Regions from separate parts of the Homo sapiens genome. Here region 1 is linked to region 2. A link is a loop called in an ENCODE intact Hi-C map of the cell type or tissue named here. Cell type or tissue: chondrocyte. All regions are shown on one strand. Each heading gives the region's core, and the rest is flanking DNA. Links, peaks and the distances in the headings are about the cores only.

Region 1 (12,182 bases), core at 4,183-12,182, 150 kb after region 2:
GCCCCCGGGCTCTACACGCCTGCAGCAGCCTTGATGCCCTCCTGCTGGGCTCAGGCTCTGCCAGGCGGGACAGCTACCCTGGACGCAGCTCCTCGGGCCCGATTGCTCAGAGGGCAGAACGGCTTGCTCAAAGCCCAGCAGATGGTGGTATTCAGACAGGGAGGAGGCCCCAGCTTTGATAGCAAACCTAACTCTATGAAGCAATGATATCTCCAAAAGGATGGGACAATAGCCCTCTACTTTCCTCTCCAGAAATGTCCTCAACCAAACAGTGAAAGAGGAGAGATGAGGCCCAGAAATGATCCTCGGGGTAGGCAGGCACTCTGCCCAGGCTGGTCTCGAACTCCTGGGCTCAAGTGATCCTCCCGCCTCGGCCTCCAAAGTGCTGGGATTACAGGCGTAAGCCACCCCACCTGGCCATCAGTCCATTTAAAAAGCTGACTTAACCCCAATTTTCTTCCCAAACTTCTTGTGCTTCGTGAGACTCTTCCTTTGTGTTAACTTGTAAGCCACATGATCATAATATGTCAGAGGTCAAAGTCATTTTAGAGAGCATTAAGACAATTAAAGTTCAGAGAAGCTAACGTTTGATACTCCAAGAGAGACATAAATGTGGTCAAGACACCATTCCTGCCCGCAAGCAGCTCAGTGGGCAGGCACTTCAGGAAGGCATATAACACAATAAATAAGAGCTCCCCCCTCCTAAGGATATCTGCATGGGGCTGCAGGATGCTGCTGAGGGATGGAGTGACTAATTCTGCAGGGACAACTGGAGATGTCCACAGAGATGCATTTGGGCCTCATCTGAATCGGGGGTCAAGATGGTTTGGAGGGAGCCGAGTAAAGGATGGGGCCTCGAGGACACATGTGGATTTGATGTCTTGGGTGGGTAGCCCAGGCTGAAAAGGCTGGTGGGGTTCCAATTATGCAGGGCTTGGCGGCTGCTACTCTAGGAATTTGGGGCACTACAGAGCCTCAGAGTTTCTAAGCAGGGAAATGACTAGGGTGAAAAGGCCCAGGGTGGATTAGAAAGAGCAGCCAGCAGAGCCCAGGACACCACTGATGAAACTGTCAGGAAATAAAGAGAGATGCAGTGTGGGTGTGGACAATGGCTTTGATTTGGGACATGTTGGAATATGGGGCACCAGAACACGACTTTCTTTTTTCTTTTGAGACAAAGTCTTGCTCTGTCACCCAGGCTGGAGTGCAGTGACGAGATCTTGGCTCACTGCAACCTCCGCCTCTGGGTTCAAGCGATTCTCCTGCCGAGTAGCTGGGACTACAGGTGCATGTCGCCACGCTCAGGTAATTTTTGTATTTTTAGTAGAGACGGAGTGTCACTGTACTGGCCAGGCTGGTCTCGAACTACTGACCTCATGATCCACCTGCCTCAGCCTCCCAAAGTGCTGGGATTACAGGCGTGACCCACCACGCCCGGCCTAGAACACAACTTTCTAACCTCAGCTGAGGGTATTTCCACCCCACCGCCCTCTCACAACAGCTAGTCTGAGCCTTACTGTGCCAGGCACTGTTTTTTTGTTTTTGTTTTTGTTTGAGACGGAGTTTCACTTTTGTTGCCTAGGCTGGAGTGCAATGGCGCGATCTCGGCTCACTGCAACCTCCGTCTCCTGGGTTCAAGCGATTCTCCTGTCTCAGCCTCCTGAATAGCTGGGATTACAGGTGCCTGCCACTATGCTGGCTAATTTTTGGTGTTTTTAGTGGAGACGGGGTTTCACCATGTTGGCCAGGCTGGTCTGGAACTCCTGACCTCAGATGATCCGCCTGCCCTGGCCTGCCAAAGTGCTGGGATTACAGGCATGAGCCACTGCGCCCGGCCTCCAGGCACTGTTCTAAGTGGTGTGCATGCTCACCACAGCTTCCTACCCAAGGTCTTCGTCTTCATTTTACAGGTGAAGGAAATGAGGCAGAGAGGTCCAGCAACTTGCCCAAGGGAGTAAGAACAGAGACAGAGTTTGACCCAGGCAGTCCAGATCTCAAGAACGTGCTAATCACCAACACACTGTATTACATGTTTGTCTTCCTATCACTTTTATTAAATTTTGTATGTGCATGTACAGGAGTTGGGAAAGAGATCAAACAAGTGGCAATTAGATTAAATAGGCCCAATGAGGTGGCTCACACCTGTAATCCCAGCACGTTGGGAGGCTGAGGCAGGAGGATCCCTTGAGGCTAGGAGTTTGAGATCAGCCTGGACAACATAGTGAGACCCTGTCTCTATTAAAAAATAAGTTTAGGTTGCCAGGCACGGTGGCTCACGCCTGTAATCCCAGCACTTTGGGAGGCTGAGGCGGGTGGATCATGAGGTCAGGAGTTCAACACCAGCCTGACCAATGGCGAAACCATGTCTCTACTAAAAATACAAAAATTAGTTGAGCGTGGTGGCAGGTGCCTGTAATCTCAGCTACTCGGGAGGCTGAGGCAGGAGAATCGCTTGAACCTGGGCGGCAGAGCTTGCAGTGAGCTAAGATCACGCCACTACACTCCAGCCTGGGTGACAGAGTGAGGTTCTGTCTCAAAAAAAAAATAAATAAATAAAATAAGTTTAGGCCAGGCATGGTGGTTCATGCCTGTAATACCAGCACTTTGGGAGGCCGAGGTGGGTGGATCACCTGAGGTCAGGAGTTCAAGACCAGCCTGGCCAATGCTGTGAAACCCAGGCTCTACTGCACCTGTAATCCCAGCTACTTGGGAGGCTGAGGCAGAAGAATCGCTTGAACCCGGGAGGCAAAGGTTGCAGTGAGCCGAGATCGCGCCAGTGTACTCCAGCCTGGGTGACGAGCAAAACTGTCTCAAAAATAATAAGTTTTAAAAACAGATGAAATAAAAATCATTAACAGAACAGGTAGGAGTGTATGAAAAGGCAGAGAAGAGCCACAGGACCTGGGTTTCTGGGGAGAAACTGTACGCAACCATTAATTCTGGGGAATTAATGGTGGTTGGGAGGTGCATGTGAGGAGCTCCAGCAAGGTTGGCTTCTGCTCCCAAAGGCTGGGGATGTGCCTTTCTTTTGTCCTCAACTCCCGGCCAGGTCTCCAGAGCAGGTTAATTCTTTAGATGGGTGAGGAGATGTTCACTCTGAATGATGCAGCTTGTTCCCTGCTCTGAACTGGCAATAGGAAAGGAATTCTAGATGTGCCAGACTCCCCATGATACTGGCAGGCCCTCAGAGGGGCACAGGGGGTGGACCGCTGGGGCCCAGATGAACGAGCCTTAGCACTCCACTTATCCCATGTTCACAGTCAGCCACTGCAGGCTGCAGTGCAAAGGGATCCTACTTTTGTGGTCTATAAAGAGAACCACACCGGAGAGGACACGGTAGAACTGACGCAGGGAGAGAGGCAATGTTTGGGCAGAGAGGCAGTGAGTGGGGCTGAGCCATGGCTGGATTTAGCAAGCAGAGAATTTTGGAAAGGTGACTCGCTGCTTCCTTATCTGAAGCCGGGTGAGGAGTCTTAGCCAAGTAGTGAGAGGCGTTGCCTTAAATCCTCTCTGGAAAGAGGTGGGATAAAAGTCAACACAAAAGTATAGTGTGCTCTTGGCAGCATAATTCACATCAAACTAAGGATTCTGAGGGTGTAATCTTGGTGCACCGCTTCCCTCTTTCCCTGAAAGAGGGAAGTTTCAACCTGACTGCTTGAAACTTGGTCTCAAGCTCCCCTAAAGCCCCTCACCTCTCCTTTCCAAGAAGACAAGTTAGGCCAGGATGGAGAGTCCTCATCATGGTTCCCCAAACCAAAAATAAGAGCTCACACATGTCCACCAAGAGCCTCCTCCGCACCAGGCAGCGTTCTAAGAGCTCTGCATATCTTAACTCATTCTGTCCCTACAACGACTTCTGAGGGCATTCTGAGATACACAAGCAGGAACCCAAATACAACCAGTGAAGCTCAGGGAAGCTGGAGGCAGACCTGAAAGACACAGAGCTGCTCTTGCCAGGGAGAACCAGCCGGGTGGATCCCTTCAGTGCCTTCAGCATGGCCAGGAGGGCTGGACTCAGGAAGCAGGCGGCGGTAAAGGAAAGGGAGGCTAAAGGTTCTGGAGAACAAACCCAATGTTATCGAGTTAAAGGCTTTCATGAAACCACTTGCCTCAGCCTGGGGATCAGGGTGGGCCTTGATGTCACCTGTTAAGCAGTCACCTAGTATCTCTGATCCAGAGCAGTGGCCTAACCACACTGCTTACCAAGGGGGCCAAAATCAGCTGAGAAAACTCTATCTAAACCCACTTCCCTTCCTGGGAAAATAGCCAAACCTCAGTGAGCACTGCTTCCCCTCGCTGACCTTAGGCAGGGCTGGGAAAGCAGGTCAGGTGCTCATCTGCAAGCGCAGGGGCAGAAGCTTTGGAGGCCTGAACCCGGTCTGCCATGGTCACCTGGTCCACGGGGTTTCTCCCTGAAGCTCCATTGCTGTAAGCAATGGAGTCTGCGTAACAGCTGGTGACTGGGCAAAGGACATTAGAGTGGGCAAGGGTAGTATGCCTCAGTGAACTGACTGCTACTGCAAGAGGCTGGCCAGATGGCCAACGGAGCCAGCAGCTGAACAGGTGGGGCAGGAGCTAGAAGGCAATCTCCCAGAGGGAGAGGGACCAAGAGCAGCAGGCAGTTCCCTAAGCCAAGAGCATCCCTCCTGAGTGTTGAGGCCAGAGTGCAGTCCACTTACCTCCTCTATACCCTGCTAGTCTGCGGAGTCTTACCTCCATGTTCAACACCAATATTTTTCCAATTCCCGGACTTCTCATTTCAGCCCCTGATCCCCCAGAAAGAGGTGACCAGGCAAAGATTGGGGGGAAGTGGTGGGTTGACATTAATTGATAGGAACGGCTTCGAGCAGTTCATGCTGCCTTATCTCTCTCTCCTTTGGCTGGAGTCCGCGGGGTCGGTGATTAATAGGCGCCATCACTCACTGTCCAGGACGGCTGAAAGGCAGTGGGGAGGGGGTGGCCCTCCCCAGAACTGAGATAACAAGCAGCAGGAATAATGAGTGGTGTCACTCCACTTTTCATTTTGATGGAAAGTCATTACGGGAGTCAACGCCAGCGACAAAGAGCCATGAATCAACTGCTCTGCTATGAAATTAAAATCGAATTGCCAGCCACCCCCAACCCCTACCCTTCCTGGGAAATGGGGATGGGTAGGTGGCTTGGGAGAGGGCTGCTATCCTGGGGTGGGCTCTATCCGATCACAGAGCGGGCAGTTATGGGCAGGAAGTGGACAGGCAGCCAGGGAAGGTGACAGCTCCTGTCTCCACCTTGTTTATCAGACCCTTCCTCCCCAAACCGCATTTTCCCTCTGCCTGGAGGTAAGCTGTGATTAAAAGGAAAATGCAGCTTTGCTGGCTCCAACAAGGCTGCTGCTTGACCGCTCCCCCAGGGCTTCTGGCCTGAGTCGGGCGGCCTGGGCCTGGTTATGGAAAGGGGCCCACACGTAGCCATCCCAGAGCCCCTTACTGAACCATTTGTAGATGTGGGGTCCTCTTTATCACCAGAAGCAAAGGGGAAAAGTCCTCAACTTGGGGCTCCACAGTGACAGCTGATGGCCTGGGGAGCCCACCTGGATCAGGGAGCCCACCTGGATCAAGAACCCCACGAAAACAGGTGCGAAGCCTCAACTGCAGGCTCAGAGAAGCAGCATAAGGAACTGTCAGTACTGAAGCAAGAGTTTTTTCCTCTTTTATTAAGTCCGCTATACTAACTAGAAGGAGAATCTGTGGTTTTCGCCTGATAGACCACAGGGCCAATCACCACAGCTTCTTGTAGAGAACATGGAGAGTGCCAAGATCACCATCAGGTGCCGCTTCCTTCCTGTGGCTTTCCATCTTCCAGTCAGCCTGGTCTTTTGCCTTGAAGGGCCCCAAAACAACAGCCCTGGCTATCATCTTCATCCCAAAAGCGGAGAAGATGGGCAGGCAAGAACACGGAGGGTGTCACAGAGAGGTTCCCATCAGGTTCACAGGGCGCCCGCTGTACCTCTTGGAGATGTCAGCTTCAATCTGAAAGAGTGATACCAAGTGGGCAGAAGCAGGGGTGCTCAGGGCCTCATTTTGCACAGACTGGGAGTCCTCCCACTGGCAGGCCTCCCTTTCCCATCTCACCAGCTTCTGCAGCTCCTTGGTCTTCTCCAGTAGCAGGTCCAGCTTAGGCTCCAGAGCCGCCTGCTCCTCAAGTGCCTCCTGCTGCTTCTGCACCATCAGCTCTTTCTTCAAAGCCAGCAGCTGGGACTGCTTCAGCTTTTGCTGGAGGAATTCAGTCACTCGGTCCACATACCTGTGCGGGGCACTCAGGTGAGTGCTGGGTTAGCTGTGCATCCTGAGCATTCCCATTCAGCTGCTGGGGAGGTGAGAGGCTCGGGAAACCAAACCCCCAACTGGCCGCTTACCCTCACATCCTTAAACCCTTTCCTTTTAAGGAAAACCCACTCCCAGTTCCCCTGTCCTACTCAGGAAGCAAGCAGATTCTTCCTGTATATGTGAAACCTCCCCCTCTTGTCCCAAAGAGAACCCCTATCCCCAGTGGATGGCAATGGCCAGGAGGCAGGGATGGGGTTTAAGGGGTCATGGAACAAGAGGAGGAATACAAGGAGGCAGAGCTGCTCAAGATGGCAGAGCCTTGCATCAAGGGGAAGCCAGACCTTGGTGAGGCCAGGATCATAAACAGGTGTTGCAGCTGAAGACTGGTAAGCTTGCCAATCAGATCCTCCAGCACTGACACCATGGTAACCATCTTCTCTTTGGTCTGGCCCTGCAGGATGGCTGGAGCCAGCTGGAACTGGCTCACAGACAGGACATCTGCCTCCTCACTCAACTCCACTGCTCTCTGGGCTAAGAAGATCTCAAGCTGAGGACAGAAGAAAGATTGGTTCAGGCTGTACATGATGGCTCACACTTGCAATTCCAGCACTGTGGGAGGCCAAGGCAGGAGGATCGCTTGAGGCCAGGAGTTCAAGACCAGCCTGGGAAACGATGAGACCCTGTCTCTACAGAAATGTTTAAAATTAGCCAAACATGGTGGTGTATGCCTGTAGTCCCAGCTACTCAGGAGGCTGAGGCGGGAGGATCACTTGAGCCCAGGAGTTTGAGGTTATAGTGAGCTATGATTGCTGCACTGCACTCCAGACTGGGCGACAGAGAAACTCTTTTTAAAAAAAAAGGAAGAAAGAAAAAAAGAAGATAAATTGGTTCAAACTGAGAGAAGAACTCAGAATCTAAGCCCTCGGACTACTCGAAATGCAAAAATGAGACATGAGGGCTAGACTCTGGGTAAGGAGTTTCCTCTGAACACTGTAAGCGCTAGGAGAGACTACTGTCACCCTTCAGTCCCCACCTCCTATCTCATCCTAACCCCAGACCTCTGTCCTTTCTCCCCAGCCTGGGATCAGATAACTGAGAATACAGAGACTCAAAGGGTTCTCTCTGCCCAGGGAAGGTATTTATTTTGTCTCCATGGGAGGAATGAGATTCAGGGAACAGAAATACATGTTTGAGAAGCACTGGATTAAGGCAAGGCTGAAAAGAATACAAGAGCCAGCCATATTAACTTATCAATCCTATTCTGCCGTTAAAACTTCACAGATATCTTTTGTCCTCTCCCCTTGAGGCTGGGAGGAGCCTCTGGGCAGAAAGAGGAGAGAACTGGGTGAGGACAGAACTTTCAGGAGGCTCTCCGAACCAGCAGGCTACTGGGAAGGGAGCAGATACAGAGATTAACAAAGACAGGACCCCGTCCTCCCAGCCTTACAACAAAGGTCCAAGAACGCTGGCTCCTTACGCTGGGCTGCTCAACACCTTAGCCACAGGGATCGTCCTTAAACACAAATGAGATCATGTTCCTAACCTGCTCGAAACCTCCAACAGCTTCCCAGTTCACTCAGAGGCAAACCAAGGTTCAGACGCTACATCTCTGAGCTCTTCTACTCCCCACCAGCTCTCTCTCCTCAGCCACACCAGCCTCCATGTTGCTGGTCAACTGTGCAAGGTCTGCTCCCACCTCGGGACCTCTGCACTTGCTCTCTCTGCCTGGGAAGCCCTTCTGCCAGACATCTGCATGGTTCTCTCTGCACCGCCTGCAGTCTTGATTACAGGTCACCTTCTCAATGAGGCCTTCCCTGACCACCAGATACAAAACCATAGCCCTTTCCAACATCCTCGTCATCCTCCCCTACTTTCTCTTTCTCCGTGGCATTTGGTGCCATCTAGCATCCTGCATATTTTATTTATTTATCTTCTTTCCAGTCTGCATTCCCCATTAGAATATAAGCTCCATGAGGTCAAGGACTTTGACTGTCTTATTCACCACCCAAGTTCTGGTGCCTAAGGTAGTGCCAGGTGCCTAGGAGGTACCTGATAAGTAACTGGATGAATAGGAGGCATCTAATACGTGAGGCTCCTGCTGTAGGACACAAATAGCACTCACACCCTTCACACAAACAGGAGGGGTCAGGTCAGGCATCTGGAGTGAAGCCACCTGTGCTGGTGCCATGCCTCCCCCCTGCATCTTCCAGAGATGACAGTACCTCCATGAGCTCATCAAGGAACTGATTCCGGGTCTCAGTGTATTCAAGCAGTGTCAGGGCATCTGGGCCCCTGGCAACACCTTCTGGAGCTGCCAGGAAGAGACAGAGAAGTGATAAAGGATCAGAGGACTGGAGAAGGAAAAGACCCTCAAGTGTGAGAAGCCCTGGAGGATTAATACGGACAGACTCACTGTGCTAAAGCCACTTCTTGTTCTAATCCAAGGGGGAAGGCTACCTTGTCCCAGGTGTCTCAGCTCTAATCAGGTACCACTTTCCAACTCCCAGACTGAGAGGAGGACCAGAGCTGGGTTCAGAGGGGTAGAAAGGCCGGCTCTCTGCTCTGGTGGACCGCAGGAGGTAAAGTTTCATCCTGCACCGCCCTCTAGTGGCTCAGACACCACTACGTCTTCTCTGCTGTTGGGGCGGGGGTCATGTCACACTCCAGGGCCCCGATCCCCCTAGAGCCCTCCTACCATAACAGCTGGCCCACATGTGGTCTCTAAAAAGTTGAGAGTTTCTAAACTCTCAACTTTTAAGAACCTCTCTTGGGCCAGGCACGGTGGCTCACACCTATAATCCCAGCATTTGGGAGGCCGAGGCAGGTGGATCACCTGAGGTCAAGAGTTCGAGACCAGCCTGACCAACATGGAGAAACCCCAACTCTACTAAAAAAATATAAAATTAGCTGTGCGTGGTGGTGCATGCCTGTAATCCCAGCTACTCGGGAGGCTGAGGCAGGAGAATAGCTTGAACCCAGGAGGTGGAGGTTGCAGCGAGCTGAGATCATGCCATTGCACTCCAGCCTGGGCAACAAGAGCGAAACTCCGTCTCCAAAAAAAAAAAAAAAACCTCTCTTGGTCCCCCTCAGCTCACATCCTCATCAAGGTTTTGAGAAACAGTTAAATGTGCAAGAAGCCTCATCTTAGCGCTGCATTTTTTGTTTCTAGACACGTGGGGGCCCTTGAGCACCCCACTTTTGCCAGGGCTGCAGGGGATGGTGCACTTACCCTGGGTTCCTGCTTCCAGCACTGTGATCTGCAAAGCAACAGCATCGTCTCCCCAGTCTATCCCATCACCTCCAGGATCCTGGAAGGAGAGCAAAGAACCACAGCAATGGGGGGAGAATTTTCCTGAGCCAAGGAGCCAGAATAAACCAAAGCCCTTGATGAGGTCAATGGCTGCACATTCCAACTCTATTAAGGATTTGCAGCCCTGACTTAGGTGCCAAAAATGGCAGTATGGCCCATCATCCCTGCTCTGTAGTGTTCCCACCTGCCTTTACCCCTACACCCTGTACCAAACACCAAGAAAAAGGACATCAAAATTTAACTCTCACATGGGCTGGGCGCAGTGGCTCACGCTTGTAATCCCAGCACCTCAGGAGGCCGAGGCAGGTGGATCACCTGAGGTCAGGAGTTACCAGCATGGCCAACACGGCGAAACCCTGTCTCTATTAAAAATACAAAAATTAGCCGGGCGCGGTGGCTCACGCCTGTAATCCCAGCACTTTGGGAGGCTGAGGCGGGCGGATCACGAGGTCAGGAGATCGAGACCATCTGGCTAACATGGTGAAACCCCATCTCTACTAAAAATACAAAACAATTAGCCGGGCGTGGTGGCGGGCGCCTGTAGTCCCAGCTACTCAGGAGGCTGAGGCAGGAGAATGGCGTGAACCCGGGAGGCAGAGGTTGCAGTGAGCCAAGATGATGCCACTGCACTCCAGCCTGGGCGACAGAGTGAGACTCTGTCTCAACAAACAAACAAACAAAATAAAAAATTAGAGGGGTGTGGTGGTGGGCGCCTATAATCACAGCTACTTGGGAGGCTGAGGCAGGAGAATCACTTGAACCTGGGAGGCGGAAGTTGCAGTGAGCCGAGATTGCACCACTGCACTCCAGCCTGGGCGACAGAATGAGACTCTGTCTCAAAAAACAAAACAAAACTCTGACATGTGACGTGTGAAACTCTGCCTCCCTTGGACTATACCTGGTCTTAGAGCTATGAACTTCAAGTGATGCCGTTACAGACACAAATGACACTTTTCTTATGGTTAGAGTAGTGATCAGAGAGAGACAGACTGAGAAGGCCTCCTCACCTTTGAATCTGATTCCGGGAAGATGCCCCAGTCGATTCCAGCAGCCTCGGCAGAGATGCCAGAGTCAGTCCCCTCAGACACTGCCTCTACCCCAAAGTCGCCCCAGTCAATCTGGAAAGGGAAAGAGAGTGTTAGCTCATGGAAGATGGATTTAAAAAGGGCCGGGCATGGTGGCTCATGTCTGTAACCCCAGTACTTTGGGAGGCCGAGGATAGTGGATTGCTTGAGCCCAGGAGTTTGAGACCAGCCTGGGCAATATGGCAAAATCCTGTCCCTACAAAGATGTTAATAAAAAATTAGCTAGGAGTGGTGGTGCAAACCTGTAATCCCAGCTATCTTGGAGGCTGACTTGGGAGGATCGCTTGAGGCTGAGAGGCAGAGGTTGCAGTCAGCAAGGATCATGCCACTGCACTCCAGCCTGGGCAACAGAGCAAGGCCCAGTCTCAAAAATAAATTAATTTAAAAAGGAGGGTGGGGCTGCCTTCCCACAGGCCTCAGCTGCTTCTGTAGAGAGCACACTGTTCAAATGCAGTGGCCTCTAAGCTACCCCAAAGAAAGCCCATCTTCAGAGAGCTCACATGATGGAGGTTCCGAGTTCAAAGCGAACCACCTTGCAAAGCCTCTGTGGCACTCACTCACCTATACTCAGAAAAATAAAGGAGTAGGGCCTCCTGGGCCCTTCTACCTACAGTCACTCTCACAGAAATCCTCCCTTCTTCTCTCTGGGTCTTGGGTTGGGCTGTTGGGGGTGGGGAGGGGACAAGCAGCTCCCACTCCACTCCTACAGCTCATCACAAGGCCCATCTTACCGCATCTTCTGCCACCTGCTCAGGAAGCTCCTCGAGGTGGGGTCGTTCCACCACAGAGGGCTCTGTCCCTGTCCTCCACTCGTACACCGTTGAGTTTCCCCGCTTCTGCACGAACCGCAGCATTGGCAACACCTGCTCTGTGGGGCTTCAACAGAGCACACAACTGACTCTCCTGCCGACCATGCGTAAGGCCAACACTGGGCTTTGGCCTGGGCCACATGGTCAAATGGGCAAGGCCCCCACAGGTTCAGGTGTGTAAAGAGTTCAAATGTTATATGGGAACAAGACAACTGGAGAAGGGTCATGAGCTGGGGAACACAGGCAAAGCACCCCCACCAGGAGAAGCTGAGGCCTCTCTACCTCTCACACACAAACCCCACAGACGCCTGGTACACGTCAATGGCTTCCCCCAGGGACTGCTGAGCCGCTGCCCCAATCTCAGCCAGCTGACTCGGCAGGTCCTTCACCAGGGCCAGCAGTTCTCCTCGGACATTTTCGCCCTAGAGAGGGGAGAAGAGGTGGAGTCCAACAGATTGAAGAAAACATCCAAAGACCGAAGAAAAGTAAGACACTGGCCCAAAGGGGGTGCAACCAGGCTGAGGGGTCAGACGGGGTCAGAGGAAGACAAGCAGGGGCCCAGGTGTCCTCTGGCTGCGAAGAGGCTGCCGCCGCTCACCGTGATGCCATACTGCTTGCAGGAGTGGTAGAACTGCTCCCGCATCTCGGCAGCCCCTGCCTGGCACTCCTCCTC
Region 2 (12,067 bases), core at 4,068-12,067:
CTTAAACCAGGGGAGGGGTGCTTCCCCGACTTTAATGGGAAAGAAAGATGGTTGTCAATACAGGTAAGTTCCTGCTTTGGTGGCTGGTGGCTGACAAATCTGATGGCTTCTCTTTTCCCTTTGAAGGTGGAGAAGAGGTTGTCAGAAGCAACATGAGTTTGAGGAGGGGAGATATTAGATATCATAATTCTATGATAATTATATGCATCCAGAGATAAAAAGATCACCAGATAATGCTAGGGACTCTGAATTTTACATATCACCAATCTGGTTTTACTTCTTTTGTTTTGTTTTTCCTAATAGTACTCAGCAACCAAGTGTACAAAGAAGCAGTTAGCTCTTTGGTACCCCAAATCCAATTGAACTGGAATATGTGATATTTCCCATACTTAAAATTTCATTCGGGGCCAGGCACGGTGGCTCATACCTGTAATCCCAGTACTTTGGGAGGCTGCGGCGGGTGGATGACGAGGTCAGGAGCTCAAGACCAGCCTGGCCAACATGGTGAAACCCCGTCTCTACTAAAAATACAAAAAATTAGCTGGGCGTGGTGGTGCACACCTGTAGTCCCAGCTACTCAGGAGGCTGAAGCAGAAGAATCGCTTGAACCCAGGAGGCAGAAGTTGCAGTGAGCTGAGATCTCACCACTGCACTCCAGACCGGGCAAAAGAGCGAGACTCCATCTCAAAAAAAAAAAAATTTATTTTGGCCAGGCACAGTGGCTCACACCTGTAATCCCAGCACTCTGAGAGGCCGAGGTGAGCAGATCACGAAGTCGGGAATTCGAGACCACCCTGGCCAACAGGGTGAAACACCGTCTTTACTAAAAATACAAAAATTAGCTGGGCGCAAGCCTGTAGTCCCAGCTACTCAGGAGGCTGAGGCAGGAAAATCATTTGAACCCAGGTGGTGGAGGTTGCAGTGACCCAAGATTGTGCCACTGCATTCCAGCCTGGGCAACAGAGTGAGACTCTGTCTCAAAAAAAAAAAATTTTTTTTTCATTCTAATTTTACTTCTTTCAAAAGAAAGAAAACATTTTCTGGTGCTATCAGAAATAGCCCCATACTCAGAGTGGGCACAGTGGCTCACGCCTGTAATCCCAGCACTTAGCAAGGCCGAGGCTGGTGGATCACTTGAGGTCAGGAGTTTGAGACCAGCCTGGCCAACATGATGAAACCCCATCTCTACCAACAATATAAAAAATTAGCCAGTTGTGGCCAGGCGCAGTGGCTCACGCTTGTAATCCCAGCACTTTGGGAGGCTGAGGCGGGTGGATCATCTGGGGTCAGAAGTTCAAGACCATCAAGGCCAACATGGTGAAACCCCATCTCTACTAAAAATAGAAAAATTAGCCGGGCGTGGTGGTGCGCGCCTGTAATCCCAGCTAATCGGGAGGCTGAGGCAGGAGAATCGCTTGAACCTGGGAGGTGGAGGTTGCAGTGAGCCGAGATTGCGCCACTGCACTCCAGCCTGGGAGACAGAGCCAGACTCTGTCTAAAAAAAAAAAAAAAAAATAGCCGGGTGTGATGGCACGCACCTGTAATCCCAGCTACTCAGGAGGTTGAGACAGGAGAATTGCTTGAACGTGGGAGCCGGAGGTTGCAGTGAGCTGAGATCTTGCCACTGCACTCCAGCCTGGGCGACAGTGCGAGACTCCGTCTCAAAAAAAAAAAAAGAAATAGCCCCATACTCTTCAACATCTGCTGTGCTTTTGAGAAGCTTTTCTGTATTCAAGGAGCTGCATCCTCACTCTGTGACTACCCCTTAAACTCTCTTTAAAACCCTCTCATCCTCTTTCTTGTTTGTTCCTCTCTGTGACTAGCCTGTCATTATTAATGTACCTGTCACCTCTCACCTGTTCTAGGGAAAGAATCTAATGTTTAGAGCATCTACTATGTATCAAACACTTTCAGTTGTTTTTACTTCAGTGATACAATTTACATCCCCACAAGATAGAAGGGAGATATTATCCCTACTCTCACAAAGAAGCTAAAGCTAGGAGAACCTAAGGTCATGTGACTACTAAATGACCAAGCGAGGATTAGATCTCAGTCTGTCTGACTCCAAAGCCCATTACTCTGCTGTAAGCTCCCAAGGAGCAAGCAATCTTCTGATTCATCATTACATACCTCATGGGAACTCAAACAGCACTTTGCACATAGAAGATGCTTGATAAATATTATTGATTTGAACTATGACTTGACCCCTTGAATATCTGTAGTGTTCTGGCAATTTAATGTGTGCCCAACTTTCTCTAAGAAGCCATACCATTCGGCTTGGTTTAAAAAAAAATGCTCTTCAGGTTCAGCAAGGGCATCAAATGTGCTAATTTTACAATGTAGACAGGAAGATGGCAAAAGGAAAGTGCTTGCTCTCTTCCTCTAGATGATTTTTTTAAATTTAATAATCCCATCAGGGAAGTTAACAGTTCACAGTGATAATGGCAACAATGAAACCACCAAACAGAATCTCCCATGCAATCACTAGAATAAATGAGCAGAAGCATGAACAAATTCTAACTGACGCTATCCTCTTTTCACTTTTCAGGAGTATAACATGTATGGCTGGTGGGTGGGAGAACTGAACAGCCTCGTTGGGATTGTTCCAAAGGAGTATCTCACCACTGCCTTTGAAGTGGAAGAAAGATGAAACCCAGGTATCAGAACCATGGCCAATGAACTGCCTAATAGTTGAGTGGAACTTGTGGGCCACTACTTTGTTTCTCTGAAAGATGAGAGTTGCCAGTGAAGTAGCTTTTCTTCATTTCTCATACTAATGCTAGTGATTCACCACTGATGGAAAGAAAATGCCTCTGGAATTGTTTTTTTCTTAAATTTGGGGACAGTGTCACTTAGGATAAGGTTCAACTAATAGCAACATAAAATCTAAACTAAAAATGACTTAATTAACACAGAAAGCCAGGCACAGTGGCTCACACCTGTAATCCCAGCACTTTAGGAGGCCGAGGTGGGCAGATCACCTGAGGTCAGGAGTTCGAGACCAGCTTTACCAACATAGTGAAACCTCATCTCTACTAAATATACAAAAAAAAAAAATTAGTCAGGTGTGGTGGTGGGCGCCTGTAATCCCAGCTACTGGGGAGAATCGCTTGAACCCGGGAAGCGGAGGTTGCAGTGAGCCGAGATCACACCACTGGACTCCAGCCTGGGCAACAGAGTGAGACTCCGTCTCAAAAAAAAAAAAAAAAATTAACACAGAAATGTATTTTTCTCTTCTGCAAAAATCTAGAGGTAAGTGGTCCAAGGTATCCAGTCCCAGGTACCTTTTCTTTTTGTTCTTCTCTGTGTGCCCAACATTCTCAAGGTTACCTCAAGGCCAAGACAGATGCTCAATCTCCAGCCATCCTGTCTGCAACCTACACAGCACAGCAGGAAAGATAAAAGGAGAAGGTCAGGCCGGGCGCAGGGGCTCACGCCTGTAATCCCAGCACTTTGGGAGTCCGAGGCGGGCGGATCATGAGGTCAGGAGTTCAAGACCAGCCTGGCCAACATGGTGAAATCCCATCTCTATTAAAAATACAAAAAATTAGCCAGGCATGGTGGTGTGCACCTATAATCCTAGCTACTCAGGAGGCTGAGGCAGGAGAATCGCTTGAACCCGGGAGGCATAGGTTGCAGTGAGCCAAGATCACGCCATTGCACTCCAGCCTGGGCAACAGAGCAAGACTGTCTTGAGAAAAAAAAAAAAGAGAGAGAAAAGCATACCCTCTTCCTTTAAGGGTACTTCACAGATGTTGCGCACACACTTCCTTTCACATTCCATTGGTCAGAAGTTGGAATATATGGACACAGCAAGCTGTAAAGAAAGCTTATAGCCCTGTGTCCAGCTTAGAATTGGGAGATTCATGATTAAATACAAAGGGAAGAATGGATATTGGGATAAAACTAGCAATTTTTGCCACAGGGATGGATCTAGGTTTATCCCCAGCTCTCAAACCCAGGGCACCATTTCCCCAAAATCCCCACATATTGCAATATGACTGACCAAGATTAGGAATCCAATATGAGGATTCCTTATATTGGAACATATGAAATATTGGAACTATGGAACATAATCAAATTAACTTTTAAGTAATAGAGAATATGGTTTGCAGGGCCAGGCACAGTGGCTCACACCTGTAATCCCAACACTTCAGGAGGCCAAGGCAGGAGGATCACTTGAGATCAGGAGTTTGAGACCAGCCTGGGCAGAAGGTCTCTACAAAATTTTTTTTAAAAAATTAGCCACGTGTGGTGGTGCACGTCTGTAGGCCCAGCTACTTGGGAGGCTAAGGTGGGAGGAATGCTTGAGCCCAGGAGGTTGAGATTACAGTGAGCCATGACTGCACCACTGCACGCCAGCCTGGGTGAAAGAGCAAGATCCTGTCTCAAAAAAAGAAAAAGAATAGGTTTGTGTTGTATTAGCAAGAACCACATTGTGTTTCAAAATAGTGGGGGTGGGTGCCTGGTTTGGGTGGAGTAATAGTGGGAGCCACTTTGGTGCAGAGTGGGTTTTGGTTAGAATTAAGATTCTGATGGAGGGCCCCCAAGACCAGCATGTTGTCACTAGCTCCATCTTCTGGCCTGAAATAGGAGCAGTCTTCACTGCTGGGGGTAAAGAATGGCATCAGTGTGACAGTGATACAAACATTCCTTGGAGTCCAGACCAGAGCCCACTCTAGTGTGCTGCAGCAGCTGAGTGAACTCATTTAGGAAAATACATAAGGATAGATCTTATTCTCCAATGCCCTTGTACAACCATACAACACCAGCTCAGGCCTGTCACTCAAGGTTTGACTTTATGATTTTCCTGATGAAGACTGTTTCATGGCCACAAGTATAGAGGGTTGGAATTTTTCTGTCAAATCTAAACAAATCCAGCCAGCCGGGCATGGTGGCTTACACCTGTAGTCCCAGCACTTTCAAGGCCAAGGCAGGTGGATCACTTGAGGTCAGGAGTTCGGGACCGGCCTCACCAACATGGTGAAACCCCATCTCTACTAAAAATACAAAAATTAGCCAGGCATGGTGGCGGGCACCTGTAATCCCAGCTACTTGGGAAGCTGAGGCAGGAGAATCACTTGAACCTGGGAGGCGGAGGTTGCAGTGAGCCGAGATCGCGCCATTGTACTCTAGCCTGGGTGACAGAGACTCCATCTCAAAAAAAATAAATAAAAATAAAAAACAAATTCACCCTTTTCACTCTGTCATTTATTTGTTTATCTCTTCATTGTCTTTGGCCCAACAAATCTATTTCTAAGAATTTATCTGGCCAGGCGCAGTGGCTCACGCCTGTAATCCCAGCACTTTGGGAGGCCAAGGGGAGCAGATAACGAGGTCAGGAGTTCGAGACCAGCCTGACCAACATGGTGGAACCTCATCTCTACTAAAAATACAAAAATTAGCCAGGCGTGGTGGCGGGCGCCTGTAACCCGGCTACTCAGGAGGCTGAGGCAGGAGAATTGCTTGAATCCACGAGGCGGAGGTTGCAGTGAGCTGAGATCAAGCCACTGTACTCCAGCCTGGGCAACAGAGCAAGACTCCATCTAAAAAAAAGAATTTATCCTATTGACCATTTTTGGTTTGGGTAAAAAAAGAAAAAAAAATAGAAATTATCCTACAGCTATACTTGCACATATGCAAAATGACAGGCACATACGGTTCATTGTAATAGCAAACACTTGGAAATGACCTAAATGTTTAACAGAGAACTAGTCAAATAACTATAGTACATTCATAGAAGTGAATATTATGCAACAGTAAAAAAGAAAGGGAAACTGTGTGGAATACATTCTGAAATATGTTGGTAAGTTTAAAAAAAATAAAACAGCAAAGAATGGGAGCCAAATTTGCCCCATTTGTATAAAAAAGGACTGGAGACTATATATACCTATTTGTTTATATTTGTATGGGATATTTCTGGAGGGAGACATGAAATGATAACATGGTTGCCTCCAAGGACAGAGAAACTGTGAGACAGGGTAAGGGGGAAAACATTATACTCTGTGCCCTTTAATACATCTATATTTTGAATCACAAAAGCAAATTTATGTATTTTTCCTCCTTTAGGAAATATATTCTTCCCTCTCTCCTGCCTTTATGAGGAAACTGATCATCAAAAGTTCCCACTCCCTACTTCTGCCACCCCACCAACGCCTTGGACTCCTCTCTTTGCTGAAGAGACCCAAGTCTCTTGACACCTCAGAGTGACTGTAAGCTACCAGTAAGACAAGTGGGAAGAGGCACGTTCATCAAACCTGTTACTAAACCAGCCTAGTCATAGCTCATCCCCATCTCTAAATGTGTCCACACAACCACATCTGCCTTTTCCACAAGCTTTTCACAAAGAAGGTGAGAGAGAAGGAAACCTTGGGAGGAGGACATTACTGGTTGTTCTGGCTGGTTTGAAAAGCACAAATAAACTTGGGATGTGGTTCCTTGCCATGTGTGATGATGTTGAGCTCCTTTTTGTAAGATGATATCAATATGTCAGCTCTGGGCATTTTTACCACCTCCCAATAAAGTGGAGATAGCATGAGAGAAAACAAAAGCCCAGAGAAAAAAGGAGACTTGGAATTGTCTTTCAGAGCAGAATCTTCTCTGGAATCCACGTCTATTGTTTATTTTTTGTCTTTTTTTTTTTTTCTGAGACAGAGTCTTGCTCTGTTGCCCAGGCTGGAGTGCAGTGGCATAATCTTGGCTCACTGCAACCTCCACCTCCTGAGTTCAAACAATTCTGCTTAAGACTCCCGAGTAACTGGGATTACAGGCGCCCACCACTACACCTGGCTGATTTTTGGTTTTTTGTTTGTTTGTTTGTTTTTGAGATGGAGTCTCGACTCTGTTTCCCAGGCTGGAGTGCAGTGGCGCAATCTTGGCTCACTGCAACCTCCCCGTCCCCGGTTCAAGTTATTCTCCTGCCTCAGCCGCCCGAGTAGCTGGGATTACAGGCGTGCATCACCACACCCAGCTAATTTTTGTATTTTTAGTAGAGACGGGGTTTCACCATGTTGGTCAGGCTGGTCTTGAACTCCTGACCTCAAGTGATCCACCCACCACGGCCTCCCAAAGTGCTGGGATTACAGGGTGGCTGAGCCACTGCACCCAGCCAATTTTTGTATTTTTATAGAGACGGGGTTTCACCATGTTGGCCCGGCTACTCTCAAACTCCTTAGCTCAAGTGATCCACCCGCCTCAGCCTCCGAAAGTGCTGGGATTACAGACATGAGCCACCACTCCCACCCAGCTACTTGGTTTTTTTCCTATGTGCTGAATCTCCAAAATGAGACAGAACCAGAAGCAAGGCCTTGGAGTCAGCACATTGAAGAGTTCCTCTTCAGGCCTCGGGTTAGTTAACAACCCATGTGTCCTCCACTACAACACCTCCCAGGTAGGGGCTGAGGAAATGCTCTGAGGAGGGCTCAAGTATGGATACAGGGCTCCCTGTTTCCCTTTCCTGTTGTCTGTACCTAGCACTCAGGTTACCTGCATATTAAGAGGCAGCAAAACATAGTGATTAACAGCATAACATCTGCAACCAGACAGCCTGGGAATAAATCTCAGTTCCCTGTCTACTGTGCTCTCTGGAGCAAGTTATTTGACCATTTATGCCTCAGTTTCCTCACCTTAGAAGGGATATACTCTATTCACTGTATCATTAGGTGATTAGGAAGATTAAATGATTTAACATGTGTAATGGTACTTGGAACAATGCCTGGCACATAATAACTGTTCAATAAGGGTAGCTGCTATTATTGCCTGATTTCTCTACAGGAGAAATTTTGAAAGACAGGCAACTGGCCGGGTGCAGTGACTCACGCCTGTAATCCCAGCACTTTGGGAGGCCGAGACGGGCAGATCACGAGGTCAGGAGTTTGAGACCAGCCTGGCCAACATGGTGAAACCTCATCTCTACTAAAAATACAAAAATTAGCCGGGCATGGTGGCATGCACCTGTAATCCCAGCTACTCGGGAGGCTGAGACAGGAGAATCGCTTGAACCCGGGAGGCGGAGGTTGCGGTGAGCCGAGTTCGCGCCACTGCATTCCAGTCTGGGCGACAGAGTGAGACTCCGTCTCAAAAAAAAAAAAAAAGAAAGAAAAAAGAAATCCCTGTTCAGAGAAGCCCTGGCTTGGTGGTAGCCTGCCTCTCCTCTGTAATGAACATGTTGCAGCACTGGAGTAAGACGCCCATCTCACATCACAAAAGAGAAACCAGGGGGCAAACAGGGATGTTAGTGGGCTCTAACTTACTCAAAAAAACATAGATCTTATACCAACTATTCATTTCCAGATTATCTGATCCAAGAGTAAAAAGAAGAAAACAGTTTTGTGTATGATGGATAACTGCATGGAATGAAAAGGGGAAATTTTAGGTTTAGGAGGAAAAAAAAACCCAAGTGAGATAAAGGCAATATAGTAGTGTCCTTAACGTCCCCCTACCCTTCACACAGAGTGCTAAAGGAGAAGGAACCACTAGGTGGCAGCATATGAGCAGGTGAACCAAAGAGAACCAACTGCCTCCAGTTTTAGGAGCCTTTGCACCAATCCCATCCCACAGGAAAGGACAATGGGCAATATTCTAAAGTGTTTAACAGAGGGAGCAAACACAAACCCTTCTATACTCCTCCTCTGCCACCCACCTCTCCCCCACTCCTCCATCCCCCGCCCATCCTTCCCTGGAGACCCAGGGACCCAAATCTGAAAAGCTGGGTGGCTAAGAGGCCAGAATATCATCGTGCCACCACTCTGTGGCTGAAAGACATCAGAAAAGGGGATACCAGAAGAGAAAGGGCCGGGATCTGGGACAGGATGAGGCTGAAAAAGGAAAAGGTCAGCTGGGTGTGGTGGCTCACGCCTGTAATCCCAGCACTTTGGGAGGCCAAGGTGGGTGGATCACGAGGTCAAGAAATCAAGACCATCCTGGCCAACATGATGAAACCCTGTCTCTACTAAAAATACAAAAATTGGCCAGGTGTGGTGGCGCATGCTTGTAATTCCAGCTACTAAGGAGGCTGAGGCACGAGAATCGCTTGAACCTGGGAGGCGGAGGTTGCAGTGAGCCAAGATCACACCACTGCACACCAGCCTGGCGACAGAGCAGGAAAAAAAGAAAAAAAAGAAAAGAAAAAGGTAACTTCTTCACTCCCTACAGAGTTCAATGCTCTCTAAATCATATGGCCATTGGCTTCCAGCATTTAAAATAAAATGTCCCTTCTATACCTGTTTTCCAAGAGGAAACAACCACTTGCCAAACTGCAAAGGTCTTTGGGTACCGCCACACACCCCACCGTAGGGACCACACTCAGATCTCTGGCCCTTCTAGCTGTGAAACTCAGCAGAAAAAGAAATTAGGTTGGTCCTAAAGTATATAAACAAATTACCTCATTGGAAATCTGGTCTGTAGTTCTGGCTGTCTCTGACATTGTTATATGCAAAAAAAAAAAAAAAAAAGCGCGGCAGGGGTTGGGTAGAGCATGTTTGATGTGTTGATGAGACAATCTACAGGCTGATGGACATTCTCTGCTAGGGGATAGTTCTAAAGGAGACTTTTTGGAAGCAGCAGATTCCTACAGCGTTGGAAACTAAACCTCACCCAGCAAAACTGCTCCACACCCAGTTAGCCCCCATCTTAGCCAACGGCCTCAGATGGCAACAGGCTAATTAGATTACCGCTCCTCTGTTTGGCTCTACTAACCAAATCCCCACCTCACTGCCTGCCACTAACTGGATAACTGGGGCATTAGACCGCTTAACTAACCACATTATATGTAGGACGGCTTCTTAATCACTACCAATTGTTCTGGCAAGTGAAATAGGAGAGCAGTGGAGATGAAAGGCTTTTTTCCTTGATTTTATGTAAAAAGAAAATTTAAAAGCTAAAATCCTAAATTTAAGAAGTAAATGTATAATCATTGACACAGAAAGTACTGACTCCCAGTCGATAATCTAACCTGGGGCTGGTACAGTTTGGCCTGAATTGTCCAAGCTGGTATCCAAGAATACTAAATGCTCCGAAAGCAACATTTCAGCTACATTTCATTAAAAATACGTTTTTCTAGTGTGTTTTCCCTGTCATCCACATAGCAAAATAGCATAGATATTGTTTTGCAATTACCTCAATATTAAATTTTTCCATATGATGGCCTGGTATATCTCTTAGAAATCTGTATTTAATTCAAAGCCAACTATATCTTTCTTGATGGTGAATAAAAAATGGGAAAGAGGTGAGAATTCCTATTAAGTCTCATTCCCTAAACCCGGGTTGATTTTGTTTTCAACTAGAGTAGTGTCAAAGGTGGGGTTGACAAGGTGCCCTCCCTCCTGTTTGATTTTTTTTTTTTTTGAGACCTACTCTCCCCTCTGTCACCCAGGCTGGAGTGCAGTGATGCGATCTCTGCCTCAGCCTCCTGAGTAGCTGGGATTACAGGTGCCCACCACCATGCCCGGCTAATTTTTGTATTTTTAGCAGAGACAGCGTTTCACCATCTTGGCCAGGCTGGTCTTGAACTCCTAACCTCGTGATCCACCTGCCTCAGCCTCCCAAAGTGCTGGGATTACAGGCATGAGCCACTGCGCCCAGCTGAGACAGATTTTTTTATCTAAACAGAATTATGTAAGGAATTAGCATTGATCTCAAGTTGCCATTAACCTTTTTAAGAATTTTAGCTTCCCTAGTTGCACCACCTTATTTATAACCAGCTAGTATTTGCAAATGATGAAACTGAGGATCTTAAAGGTTGTGACCACTGGTTCAAAATCACAAACTCTGCTGTGGAAGAGGAAATAAAATGAAAGCCCCTTGAAATTATCTGTCAGCTGCTTTGCTTATTGACTTACTCGAGTTCTGTTGCAGTCAGACATCTCCAGTGAGACATCTTCAAAATCCACATTTCATGCCAGTCCCTGGCATCACAATAAAGCAGTGGTGTCAATGCAAAGCGCAAGATAATGCACGTGGCTGGGGAGGAAGACCCCTGCCTTTAAAAACCAGTCTGAGAAAGATGGAGTTGAAGAGAAGCAAGATGAAAAAAAAAAGAAACAAAGTTGTGTTTTGTTTTTTTTTTTTTATGTCTTAACAAAACTCTCAGATGCCAGGGACAGTGGTGCTTTCATCTTTGGCAAAACAAAAACAAAAATAAAAACAAAAACCCCTCCCCGCAGGTCTCCCACCAGGAGTGGCTCTGGAAGGATAAATCTTGAATGGCGTTGATTTGTTAACTCCCAGAGCACCGGCAAAATCTGCAGGGCTGAGTTTTAAAAAAGCAGACCTCTACACAGAGGATTATCTCTGCGACACAGCCCAGTGACTCCAGCTCATTTTCTAGTTTGTGGATTACCATAGTCCCTTGCTTCTTCCCTTCCCTACTGCCCAGCTATTTCATTTCCCATTAGAACTTGCCGAGATTGGGTAGGGACTTTGAAATTTATAACTAAAGATTCTTCTTTTTCAAGGGATTTGAATTAGTCTCCCTTTTTCCCTATAAAAAACTAACTATTCAGGAAACATGCTGTTTTTCTCCTCTATATGAATTGATGACCATTCTTTCGGATTCCATTAATGATATATTTTAAGATTTAGCCCATGCTGTACAAAAATCTTTTATAAATATAATGGCCCCCAAAAATACTTCCGTGTCAGAGGAAACTGAAGTACAATTAACAGAGTGATCGTATAATTTATTCTCCAAAGGAAGACATTTTTGAGAGTGAAAGGGGAGTTAATGATGATGCCAAGACCGCAGGTGTAAACTGGGAAGTGTGGTCATGCTAAAAATAAGGCAAAATGAGGTGCCCAGTCACCTGGGGAGTGGATGGTAGAGAAAGATGACCTGGCTTTCCTGGTATGAGGCTTGGCAATGTCCCTTCTAATGAAGTCCTCTCCCCTGCAGGCCTAGTTTCTAGGCAGACCCTGCCAACTGGGCTTTCTTTTCCTGATGCCCAGGCATTCTGAGGGGCCTGGTGTCTTTGGCATCAAGCTGCCTGTGGGGCTGGCCAGCTGTCGGCGGCTGTGTGCATTCAGTTCCCTCGTGGGTTCCCATCACAGTCCACCACCCCTCCAACTGGCA

Evidence for each region. A loop is a pair of places that touch in the nucleus more often than their neighbours do. Peaks named below come from ENCODE experiments on the same cell type or tissue, not always from the same donor. Only the 100,000 strongest peaks of a DNase experiment are listed, where the experiment ranks them.
Region 1: a loop joins it to region 2, with 5 times the contacts of the local background. A loop is called at or near these places in 6 of 110 quality-filtered maps.

What each region holds. Positions count from the first base shown.
Region 1 is chr17:47,975,263-47,987,444 of GRCh38, reverse strand. It overlaps CDK5RAP3 (CDK5 regulatory subunit associated protein 3), which reads right to left. Exons shown (of 14, transcript NM_176096.3): 6 at 12,108-12,182; 7 at 11,792-11,931; 8 at 11,432-11,576; 9 at 10,623-10,733; 10 at 9,535-9,613; 11 at 8,528-8,616; 12 at 6,647-6,852; 13 at 6,111-6,282; 14 at 5,664-6,008. The coding sequence ends at 5,943. Among named protein-coding and RNA genes, the nearest start is that of CDK5RAP3, 10 kb to the right of the region's middle. RefSeq lists an enhancer at 11,546-12,046. In chondrocyte, for the core only: CTCF peaks have their summits at 8,926 (motif pointing left) and 12,008; no DNase peak of the experiment used is centred there.
Region 2 is chr17:48,127,819-48,139,885 of GRCh38, reverse strand. SKAP1 (src kinase associated phosphoprotein 1) reads left to right here. Exons shown (of 13, transcript NM_003726.4): 12 at 2,549-2,657; 13 at 6,070-6,444. The coding sequence ends at 2,650. Among named protein-coding and RNA genes, the nearest start is that of MIR1203, 23 kb to the left of the region's middle. In chondrocyte, for the core only: CTCF peaks have their summits at 4,373, 4,573 (motif pointing left), 8,235 and 8,464 (motif pointing right); no DNase peak of the experiment used is centred there.